4 separate regions of the Mus musculus genome follow, and regions 1, 3 and 4 are each linked to region 2. A link is a loop called in an ENCODE intact Hi-C map of the cell type or tissue named here. Cell type or tissue: heart. All regions are shown on one strand.

Evidence for each region. Hi-C counts contacts between places; a loop is a spot of excess contacts. Peaks named below come from ENCODE experiments on the same cell type or tissue, not always from the same donor. Only the 100,000 strongest peaks of a DNase experiment are listed, where the experiment ranks them.
Region 1: a loop joins it to region 2, with 4 times the contacts of the local background. A loop is called at or near these places in 2 of 42 quality-filtered maps.
Region 3: a loop joins it to region 2, with 11 times the contacts of the local background. A loop is called at or near these places in 39 of 42 quality-filtered maps.
Region 4: it touches region 2 in a loop (2.1-fold over the local background); 4 of 42 quality-filtered maps call a loop at or near these places.

What each region holds. Positions count from the first base shown.
Region 1 is chr7:144,480,970-144,483,469 of GRCm38, reverse strand. It overlaps Ppfia1 (protein tyrosine phosphatase, receptor type, f polypeptide (PTPRF), interacting protein (liprin), alpha 1), which reads left to right. Exons shown (of 32, transcript NM_001195086.1): 28 at 1,035-1,210; 29 at 1,691-1,759; 30 at 2,220-2,385. Among named protein-coding and RNA genes, the nearest start is that of Cttn, 11 kb to the right of the region's middle. In heart, no CTCF peak of the experiment used is centred here; no DNase peak of the experiment used is centred here.
Region 2 is chr7:144,775,230-144,777,729 of GRCm38, reverse strand. No RefSeq gene overlaps it. Among named protein-coding and RNA genes, the nearest start is that of Gm34964, 12 kb to the left of the region's middle. In heart, a CTCF peak has its summit at 1,454 (motif pointing right); DNase peaks (open chromatin) are centred at 1,499 and 2,138; H3K27ac peaks cover 1,172 bases; H3K27me3 peaks cover 1,831 bases.
Region 3 is chr7:144,586,044-144,588,543 of GRCm38, reverse strand. No RefSeq gene overlaps it. Among named protein-coding and RNA genes, the nearest start is that of Fadd, 4.9 kb to the right of the region's middle. In heart, a CTCF peak has its summit at 1,064 (motif pointing left); no DNase peak of the experiment used is centred here; H3K27me3 peaks cover 890 bases.
Region 4 is chr7:144,668,526-144,671,025 of GRCm38, reverse strand. Ano1 (anoctamin 1, calcium activated chloride channel) reads left to right here. Exons shown (of 26, transcript NM_178642.6): 3 at 1,351-1,683. Among named protein-coding and RNA genes, the nearest start is that of Ano1, 69 kb to the left of the region's middle. In heart, a CTCF peak has its summit at 938 (motif pointing left); a DNase peak (open chromatin) is centred at 1,570; H3K27ac peaks cover 1,293 bases.

The DNA of each region.
Region 1 (2,500 bases), 290 kb after region 2:
TCTTAGTTAGGATTGAATGAGGGTGGGGGTGGGCAGCCCATTTTGGTAGTACTGGATTCTATAAGAAAGCAGACTCAGTAAACCATGGGAGCAAGCCAGTAAGCAGGGTTCCTTCATGGCCTCTGTCTCAGCTCCTGCTTCCAGGTTCCTACCCTGTATGAGTTTCTGCCCTCACTGCTTTTTTTTGTTTTTGTTTTTGTTTTCGAGACAGGGTTTCTCTGTGTAGCCTTGGCTGTCCTGGAACTCACTCTGTAGACCAGGCTGGCTTCAAACTCAGAAATCCGCCTGCCTCTGCCTCCCAAGTGCTGGGATTAAAGGCGTGCAGCGCCACTGCCTGGCTCCCTCAGTGTTTTTGATCATGAACTGTTAAGTGGAACTCTGAGTGAAATAAACCCTTTCCTCCCAGGTTGCTTTTGATCATGGTCACCACAGCAATAGTAACCCTAACTAAGGCACGTCATAAAGTAAATTAGAATAAAAAGGTTCACCTTGAGCAAAAGTTTGAAGCAAGATACATTGGCTATACAGAAGAGTCCCTGGAAGACTGAGGACCACGGGCTGGAGAGCTGACAGGAGCTTCCTCAGCACCGCCCTGGTTCCCTGGGTCATTGCACATTTCTCGTGGAGGAGGGAGTGGGGGTGCTCAGCATCCGAGCAAACTGCCTTCCATGGGTGGCTGCCTGGAACATGCAGGCTGAGCAAGTGTGGCTGTGCAGGTGGCTCTGTCTGGGATGGGAAGAATCTTGCTTTGGTTCTCAGGTTTGTAGGCTGTCACTTCATTCTATTCCCGGAAGTGGAATGAGTCCTGTCCCTTTCCCTGGGTTCCCTGAAGTAGTTCCAGTGGGTTCTTAGAGTGGCGTGGCTAGAATTCCTCTATGAGGGTTGTGCTATCTGTGATGCTGGGACCTGGGGGCTTGGGTCTGTTTCAGGAGCACAAGGTCAGGGTTTTTACCAGGAACCTTCTCTCCTGTGCTGCAGGGTATTGTGAGTGGAGCGTTTATGAGGCTACCATATGCTTCTCTACTCTCTTGCAGATGTGCTTGTGTGGAGCAATGACCGGGTGATTCGCTGGATCCTGTCGATTGGCCTTAAAGAGTATGCCAACAACCTAATAGAGAGCGGTGTTCACGGTGCACTTCTGGCTTTGGACGAGACTTTCGATTTCAGTGCCCTGGCACTCTTGTTACAGATTCCAACACAGAATACGCAGGTGACCCCAGAGCTCTCAGTCCCGAACCCTGCCCAGAGAAACTGGCCGAAGTCCTGATTGCACATGCTCACTTACCCCCTCCAGTTGAGGGAAAGCTTAACATTGCATAGCTAGTGAGAACTTTGTGTAGCTCCATAGTCAGTCAACAGAGGCTAACGCTACACTCATCTGCTTTCTGTTTCAGCGCACTACATGAAAGCTTTATTAGTTTTACTTTTGTGGTAATTGCTTTACTTAACTTTCTTTGCTTCATGAGCATATTGGAAAATGTGAAATTTCCATTTCGCCACAGAGCACCATTAGCTCATACTCCCAGCCATCTGCATAGCACTTACTATGGCTCCTCTCCCCTCAAGCCCACCCACAGATTAGATGTGATTTTTGGATTCTATCATGGGTCAGGGTGTCCCTGGCAGTGGGATATGCCAGCATCCTTCTTAGTAATTGATGGAAGCTTTGGTGACTTTTTCACTGTTTTAGGCTCGAGCTGTCTTGGAAAGAGAATTCAACAACCTTTTGATCACGGGGACTGATCGGAGGTTTGATGAGGTAAGTGGATGCTCAGCCTGACGGCATTGCTCTGTTTGGTCTGCTTGTTTTTCTGGTATCACCAAAGCTCAGCTCAGCCACACATGTGTTCATGGGTGATGAGTGGGCCCCATTTCAACATATTTAGAACCATGTAGGAAATGCTACTTTAGGAGTGTGGACACAAATTCAAATATATATGTACACAGATGCTGGTGTTGAGAGAGCTAATTGCATTGAAACTGGTTGTCATGCCCAGCCCAGAAAAGAATGGTTTTTGTTTTGTTTTGCTTGTTTCAAGGTAGGGTTTCTCTGGGTAGCTCTGGCTGTCCTGGAACTCCCTCTATAAGACGAGGCTGGCCTTGAACTCACAGAGATTTACCTGCCTTTGCCTCCTGAATGCTGGGATGTAAAGCACACAACACTACCGTCCAGCAAGAATGATCACTGTTAGTTGGCACTGGTCTCCTTGGTTTGCTAGGATGATGACAAAAGCTTCAGGAGGGCGCCTTCCTGGAGGAAGAAGTTCAGACCAAAGGACATTCGTGGCTTGGCCTCTGGCTCTGCAGAGACGTTGCCTGCCAACTTCCGGGTCACCTCCTCAATGTCATCTCCCTCTATGCAGCCAAAGAAGGTTCAGATGGACGGTATGTGGTGGGCCCTGCCACCCCATGTGTGGGGAGTGTACACTGGCTGCTCCCAGGGCCTGGAGTGCAGCTGCATGCTTAGGTTGTTCAGCTAACCCTAACATTGGATCGTCAC
Region 2 (2,500 bases):
TCCATTCAACCCCCTGGGTCACCTATCTATGGTTCTACCCTAGCACATACCCTCCCCATCATTTTTCTCTTTCTCTGAATCTGGATCTTTCCCCCACCCCCACCCCCTTCCCTTCTCCCTCTTGCTCCAGCCCACTCGCTCCTGGGCCTCTGCATGCTCTGGGTCTCATAAGTCCAGGATGGCCTTAAACTTGCTACGCACGCAGCTCAAGCTGACCCTCCTGCCTCTACCTCCCAAGTGATGGGATGACCGGCCCATGTCACCATCCCTGCTTTGTGTAATGCTGAGAATTGAACCCAGGACTTTGTGAATGCTAGGCGAACATTCTACAACTATGCTACATCCTCAACTCCACTGGGGGCTCTTAGAAAAATGCCTTATAAATATATGCCAGGTTCTTTTCTTCCCCAGGGCGCCTATTTGCTTGAAATGCCTCTCTCTCTCTCTCCTCTCTTTCTCCTTTTCTTCTTCTTCTTCTTCTTCTTCTTCTTCTTCTTCTTCTTCTTCTTCTTCTTCTTCTTCTTCTTCTTCTTCTTCTCCTTCTCCTTCTCCTTCTCCTTCTCCTTCTCCTTCTCCTTCTCCTTCTCCTTCTCCTTCTCCTTCTCCTTCTCCTTCTTCTTCTTCTTCTTCTCCTTCTTCTTCTTCTTTTTTTAAAAATAAGACAAAGTCTAACTGAACCTATAATCCACTTTTGTAGACAGGGCTAGTCTTAAACACACAGAGATTCCCTGCCTCTGATGTGAGCTTCCACACTTGCCCTAGAATTTTTTTTCAGCTGGTCCAAGCTTAAAAGTCAGAGGTGCCTTCCGATGACCCTTGCTGGCACTGTCTCTTAGACATGCCTTCCTCTTACATCACTTTCTGTCTTTCTTTGGTCTTTAAAAAGACCAGTGTTCACCAGCCAGGTTCCACCCTACCTACACTGAGCTGTCTTCTTCTGGGAGCCCACACTTCCTCGTCCTCAGCTCTTGCCTTACTTCCACACAGTGTTTCAAAGCAGATCATATATTTTGGCTTCTGGTGGTACCAGAGGCATAATGTTCTCTGTGGAGAGGAAGGCTGAATGGAGTTGGTGGCCCCTGTTCCTTCCCAGGCTCCTCCACATTTCCCCTCACCCCCAGAGGAGGTTCCTGGTCCCCCAGGGCATAAAGCACTGCAAGAAGTGGCTTAAGAATGGGGTGGCTCTTGGATGCTGGATGTTAGGGACAGCCCTGCATGGGTCACAGTTTCTTTTAAACTGTAAAGAGGAGAATTGTAGGACATAGTGGAGGGATGGATTAAAATCTAGCAAGTGACCAGGACAAACTGTGACCAGGCAGAGGCCCTGCCTCAGTGGGGGATGACCTGTACTATTGTCCCAGGTCACAAAACCCCACTAGGAAGGCCTCACCTTTAATACCCTTTAATACTTACCCAACAGTCCCTGACGGGCAGCTGCATGGAATAGGCATGCTTCACCACCAGGGGGCAGCACAGGCCCTCACATTGGCTTCCCTGGGGACCTAGCTGTCTTCTCACCGCCTAGAGTCCAGAGGCCAACTCCCCAGAGCCCGCCAGGCAGTTCTCAGCCCCTTCCCTAGTTCTCAAAAACTCCAGAAGGGACCCCACAACATCCTGGCCACAGGGACTGTGTCTGCTCAAACCACAGCAAAGATATCAGAGGCTCTGTGCTGTGGCGTTCAGGCCCCCTGGGTGTCTGACTGGCCTCCTAGCCTGCCTTTCTACATGCTCTGGCGTGAGCACACACCTTCTCCCAATGTACACTCATGCTGGCTCACAGGTTTGCAGTATAGCTCCTTGTGCACACACTCCTCCAGGACTCTTGGACAGGCCCTCAGTGTCATCACCAGGCTGCCCGGGCAGCATCCCCTCCCTGCTGAGGTGAAGGTCAGCAGGTTGGTTCCCCTTCCTGGTTGTATCTATCTTCTTCACCATGATCTTCCTCCCCCGGATGAAGCCTCCCTCTTAACACAGGACTCTCTCTCCTGGAGTGAATCCTTCTCAGGGTGAGTCCTTCCCCCAGGTTCTCCCCTAGAATGAGTACTTCCTCCTGCACAGGACCCTCTCTCCTAGAGTGAGTCCGTCTCAGGGTGAGTCCTCTTCGCCTGTGTCCTCCCCTGCAGTGAGTCCTCCCTTCGGACTCAGCTGCTTCTTCCTGGATAACTCCTCCCTCTCTGGGTCTGCCCTCCTGGAGTCCATCTTGGCAGCCAGCTCCCACAGATTTTCTTCAGTTGCTCTTACGGACTCACATTCCCCAGGAAGGCAGGGCTCACACTCTCCTTTCCTCACCCTGTGCCTCAGAGTTGCAGCTCTGGGGGCCTATGGCTGCCCTGGCTACAGGGTTTGAGCTTGCCCCTCCCAGCACCTATGCTCAAACCTGCCCCTCCTTGAAGCAACAGGTTCTGTGAGGTCAGTAGAAGCTCAGAGGCGTGGCCCTTCTAAATCTTGGTTGAGGGAAGGTGTGTGTGTGTGGGGGGCATTTGAAGGCCACCATTGTCAG
Region 3 (2,500 bases), 190 kb after region 2:
GTCTCTCCTGGCTGTTCTTCTCCTAACCTTCTCCGGTCCCCAAAGTCCCCGATGAGCCCTATGGTTAATACAGCAGATTTGAAAATGACCATCCTTTTTTTTTTTTTTTTTTTTTTTGGTTTTTCGAGACAAGGTTTCTCTGTATAGCCCTGGCTGTCCTGGAACTCACTCTGTAGACCAGGCTGGCCTCAAACTCAGAAATCTGCCTGCCTCTGCCTCCCAAGTGCTGGAATTAAAGGCGTGCACTACCACCGACCTGAGAACATTCAAGAACACTCATTTCTTCTGTGGCCAGTGTCTGAATTGTTCTAGATGGTCCTGGGATGCCATCTCCCTGTACTGCGTGCGTGGGCTGTGCAAGTGTTTGTGTGTGCCTCTGAATGTGCACATACATGTGTATACTTGTGGTGCTCATGTGTGCCTGTGTGCATTTGTGTCTCCATGTTCGTATTTGTGTGTACACATGCACATGCGGACCTGTGTGTACACACAGGTGTGTGTGTATACGGATATGTTTCAGAAGTGCCTTGTCTTATGTATCACTCACTTGCACATGCACACTTTGGTATGTGGGTGTGTTTATACACACTCCACACAGGCATTGGTGTGTTTGCGTTCATGTTCACACACTCTCTCATGTTTGTATATGTGTATGTGTACATTTGTGCGTCTGTGTGCAGATGTGCTTTTGTGTTTGGGTGTGGACAGGTGCACTTGACCCTGCTAGGCATGAGCTCTGCCTCAGTGGAGATTACAGTTGGCCATTAGCTGCTTGTCCCACAGCCTCACAGCTAAGGCACCATATAACCCAGCGCAGTAGAATCAGCATCACACATTGTCTCCAAATCCCATGGGGAGCAACTTTGTGGGACCAGTGTATGTGAGTGGGCAAGTGGGGACATTTATTTAAAGATCTGTCGCCCATATTCACCATAATTTCATAATACAAGAGTTCTTTCTAACACCCCAAAATGCCAGTAAAGCATTAATCACCTAGCTATGGAGTCTGCATACCATTTAGCCCTGGAACCTCCCCAGAGCAGCAGCAGCCTCTGATGCCCCCTACTGTTGGCACTCCTGCAAACCATGTAGAAAGCTGCAGCTCCTAATCTAACTCTGCCCTAGCCAGGGGGGCTGATGGCATGGACACCTTTAATCCCAGCACTCAGAAGACAGAGGCAGGTGGATCTCTGGAGTTCAGGAGTTCAGGCCATCGAGAGCTACATAGTGAGACCCTGTCTCAAAAAAGAAAAACCTGTTTAAGCCCTGGAACATTTCCTTCTCGTCTATAGGATCCAGACAGGACATCAGCACAGTTAGCATTGCAGGGTCCCTCTTTTGAAGCCCGCTAGGGTACAGAGTAAGGGTCTAGAGCTGCACTACATGCATGATGTCTCAGACCCCTTACTAGCTCTGGACAGAGGTCTCCTAACAGAGCCTCCTCCCCACTCTGCAGAACTGACATAGCATTTGCAGGGACAGAGTGAACATATCCCCTCCCCCTAGATGGCACTACTGAGGGTGTCATGTGTTGACTCAGAAGACAAACCCCACAACCATATCATCCCACAAGGAGGTAAGATGCCAACAGCTTAATGAACACGGGTGAGGCTGTCTCGAGTAACTGCACTGGGTACAAGCAGTGAGAGCCCAGAAGGAGGTAGAGCGAACAGGAAGAGCATGTGCAAAGGCCCTGAGGTGGCCCTAAGGTGCCTAATAAGTTCTGAGATGAGAGAGGCAAGGGGGTAGCAAGATAACGAGGAGGACAGAAGACCAGTACTGACCCAGGCAGAGCTCTCCGGCTTCATGGAGACTGGACATGATAGCCTGGACTTTAGGAAGAGGAGGATATAGCACATCAGTGGAGTTTGGTTAACACTAGGGATTAATGCCATGGCTGAGGGGGAAAATAATGAATGGGACCAAATAGAAGGTTGCAGGCAGGCATACAATAAGCCTAGCATGAGGTGAATGGAGAATGGTTAATATGGCTCAGGACCTGGTGACAAAAAACAACCCCAGACAGCCAGGGGTGTTATTTTAAATAAGAATTTAGAGGCTTAGAGAGGGCTACATTCACCCAGCAAGCTGGCTGGAAAACCATCTCTTCAAACTACAACTTCCTACTTAGGCTTGAACATTTCTACCATTGCAGGGACTTCATGGGTGGAGCGAGGTAGGGAAGGCCCTAGGTCTGCAACTTCTGTGGGGTTTTTTTTTAAGATTTTCTTTTATTTTTAATTGCATGTAAATGCTGTGGTTAATCTCGGGTTCCCAGGAAGAGCAGCAAGTGATCCTAACCATGGAACCATCTCTCTGGCCCCAAGTTCTCCAAGTCATACTAGGTGCATAATGAGTCTTGTCAGACCACAGGGACAGTTTTTGTGGCCTGATACTTCCAAAAGTGGGGCCTGTCCTGGTTATAAGGCAGCTCCAGTTGATCTACACCACTGGTTCACATCTTACTTGCTTCTAAAATTTCCTAAATAAAAGTCCTGGA
Region 4 (2,500 bases), 110 kb after region 2:
GCCAGCTCTGGAGACAGGTGGCAGTTCCTCAGCCCGTGTCCCAGTCTGGATCATGCCTGGGTCTCAGGCCTCATCCCTCCATGCCAGAGTACAACATGGGAATTGGGTTTCTGAGGATCCTGGCTAAGTAAACAAGGGCCTCACACTTCTGAGCTCTGATCATCCAATTGGCTCGTGGCCCTGAAGGCACCACCATGCTGCCTGGATGCTGGCTGCCAGAGGGAGACAATGCTTGCAGAGAGCTGAATGCAGTTCTGCCCTGCCTCGGGCTCTGCCCTGTGCATATGGACCACCTCCTTCATAGGGCTTCTGCTTCAGGGATTTTACAGCAGATTTTTGCCAGGAGTCAGACAGGACCTTCCCATCCAAAGAGCAGGAGGCCCTGTTGGTAACCAGGCACAACTTGGCATCCTTAAGGGAGACAAAGGCCTCCTCCTAGAGGTCAGTCACTTCGTCTTCTACATACTTCAGTCCGTGGGACTGGGTCTGGCTCACAGTGGGCATCTATAGGGGTAGCTGTCCCTCGGTATGGCACAGTAGTGGTTCTAGATCCCTCAGATACTGAAACCCACAGATGCTCAAGTCTCATATGCTATGGTACAGTAGGGCTAGGGGTGGCTTGCCACACAGGCATGAGTACCTGAGCTTGGATCCTCAGCACCTACATTTAAAAGCTGGGCATGAGGATGGACATACTTACAATCCCCATGCTATGGAGGTACAGACAAGAGGGATGCTAGGCTCACTGGCCAACCAGCCTAATGGGAGAGATCCGGGTTCAGTGGAAGACCCTGTCTCAAAAAACAAGGAAGATAAGCTTGAGAGATGGCTCGGTGGGTAAAGGACCTGTGAACTCTGTGCCCAGCATTCAGGTGGAGAATCACAACCCTCTGTAACCCAGTTTCAGGGGATCCAGTGCCCTCTTCTGGCTTCCACAGACACTGCATGCTCATGGTACACACACATACCTTCAGGCAAGCACTCCACACATAAAAATAAACCTTAAAAAGATACATGAAACCAAGAGAGGCTCTTGTTGACTTACAACTTCTGCCCACATATGCAAGTACAGGGATGTACACATACACACAGGAAAAGGAAAAATAAGTAATCTGCTGTGTGTTTGCACTGAACACATGGGTCAGTGAGGAGGAAGTGGATGCAGGCATGAATAAACATGTTGTATCAGAGATTATATCTGTCTCCAACAAGTGGGACTATGAACCCTGGCGTGTTTGTTGAGTGACCGGGAACATGGATGAGTATGACACCCACCTTGAAGCACGTTACCAGGGGAGACCCCTGGAGAACCACTCCACACTGAACACGTCTCTCTTTCTTGCCTCACAGTTGCTGAACTCTCTGTCCGTGGACCCCGACGCCGAATGCAAGTATGGACTATACTTCAGGGATGGCAAACGGAAGGTGGACTACATCTTGGTATACCATCACAAGAGAGCCTCAGGGAGCAGGACTCTGGCCAGGAGGGGACTACAAAATGACATGGTCCTGGGGACCCGCAGCGTCAGGCAGGACCAGCCCCTTCCCGGGAAGGGGAGCCCTGTGGATGCAGGCTCACCGGAAGTCCCCATGGATTACCATGAAGATGACAAACGCTTCAGACGGGAGGAATATGAGGGCAACCTGTTGGAGGCAGGCCTGGAGTTGGAGAATGACGAGGATGTGAGTGTGGCTTCACGTTGTCTGGGGATGCCAGGTGGACATGGGCTGGGCAGGTCTGTTTGCAGAAGGTGGGGTGGGGGTGGGAGTGAAGGTGGGGACGCGGGGGGGGGGCTGGTCACCTTTAGCTCTGCTCTTGCGTCTATAGTGGGCTAGAAATGGCTTCTAAACAGTTCTGAGAAGTCCCAAGCCAGCCTCCTCCTCCAGCAACCTCATCTGCCTGGGGCAGAGCGAGCCGTGACTGTGACCTTGAGGTCAGACCATTTCCTGCCTCTGCTCAGTGCCCGGCATGGGAAGATTTGCTGGGTCAGAGGTGCAGAGTGTGGAGCCATTCTGGGGTTTCTCCTGGATGTCCTCAGCCTTCTCTGAGCCTCAGTTTCTCAACCTGTGAAGAAGAGATTGGATTGGTCTGTAGAATCTTGGGGTCCCTGCTCTGAAACCCACATCTCTGTAACATTGTGTTCAGGAAGTCTAGAAGTTTTGCTAGGGTTCTGGGAAGAACAAAGGATCCACTGTCTCTGGCAGCTGCAGAGAGTGGCTCAAATCATTGCAACTTTTAACCACTCAGCCAATTGCTGTGTGCTTCCTGGTTGACATCTTACCCTCTCACTGGACAAGAGGATGTGGGGAAAAGCCCCTGCTTTGTAAGTGAAATGGGCAAGTGTAATTCTTGTAATCGGACTAGCAGGAGGATTGAGCTACTTAGCAAGAAACTGTTTAATAATTAAAAGGAGGGGCTGGAGAGACAGCCCCGTGGCTAAGGAGCTTGCCTTGCAAGCTCAAGGACCTGAATTTGGTCCCCAGAACCCATGTAAAAAGC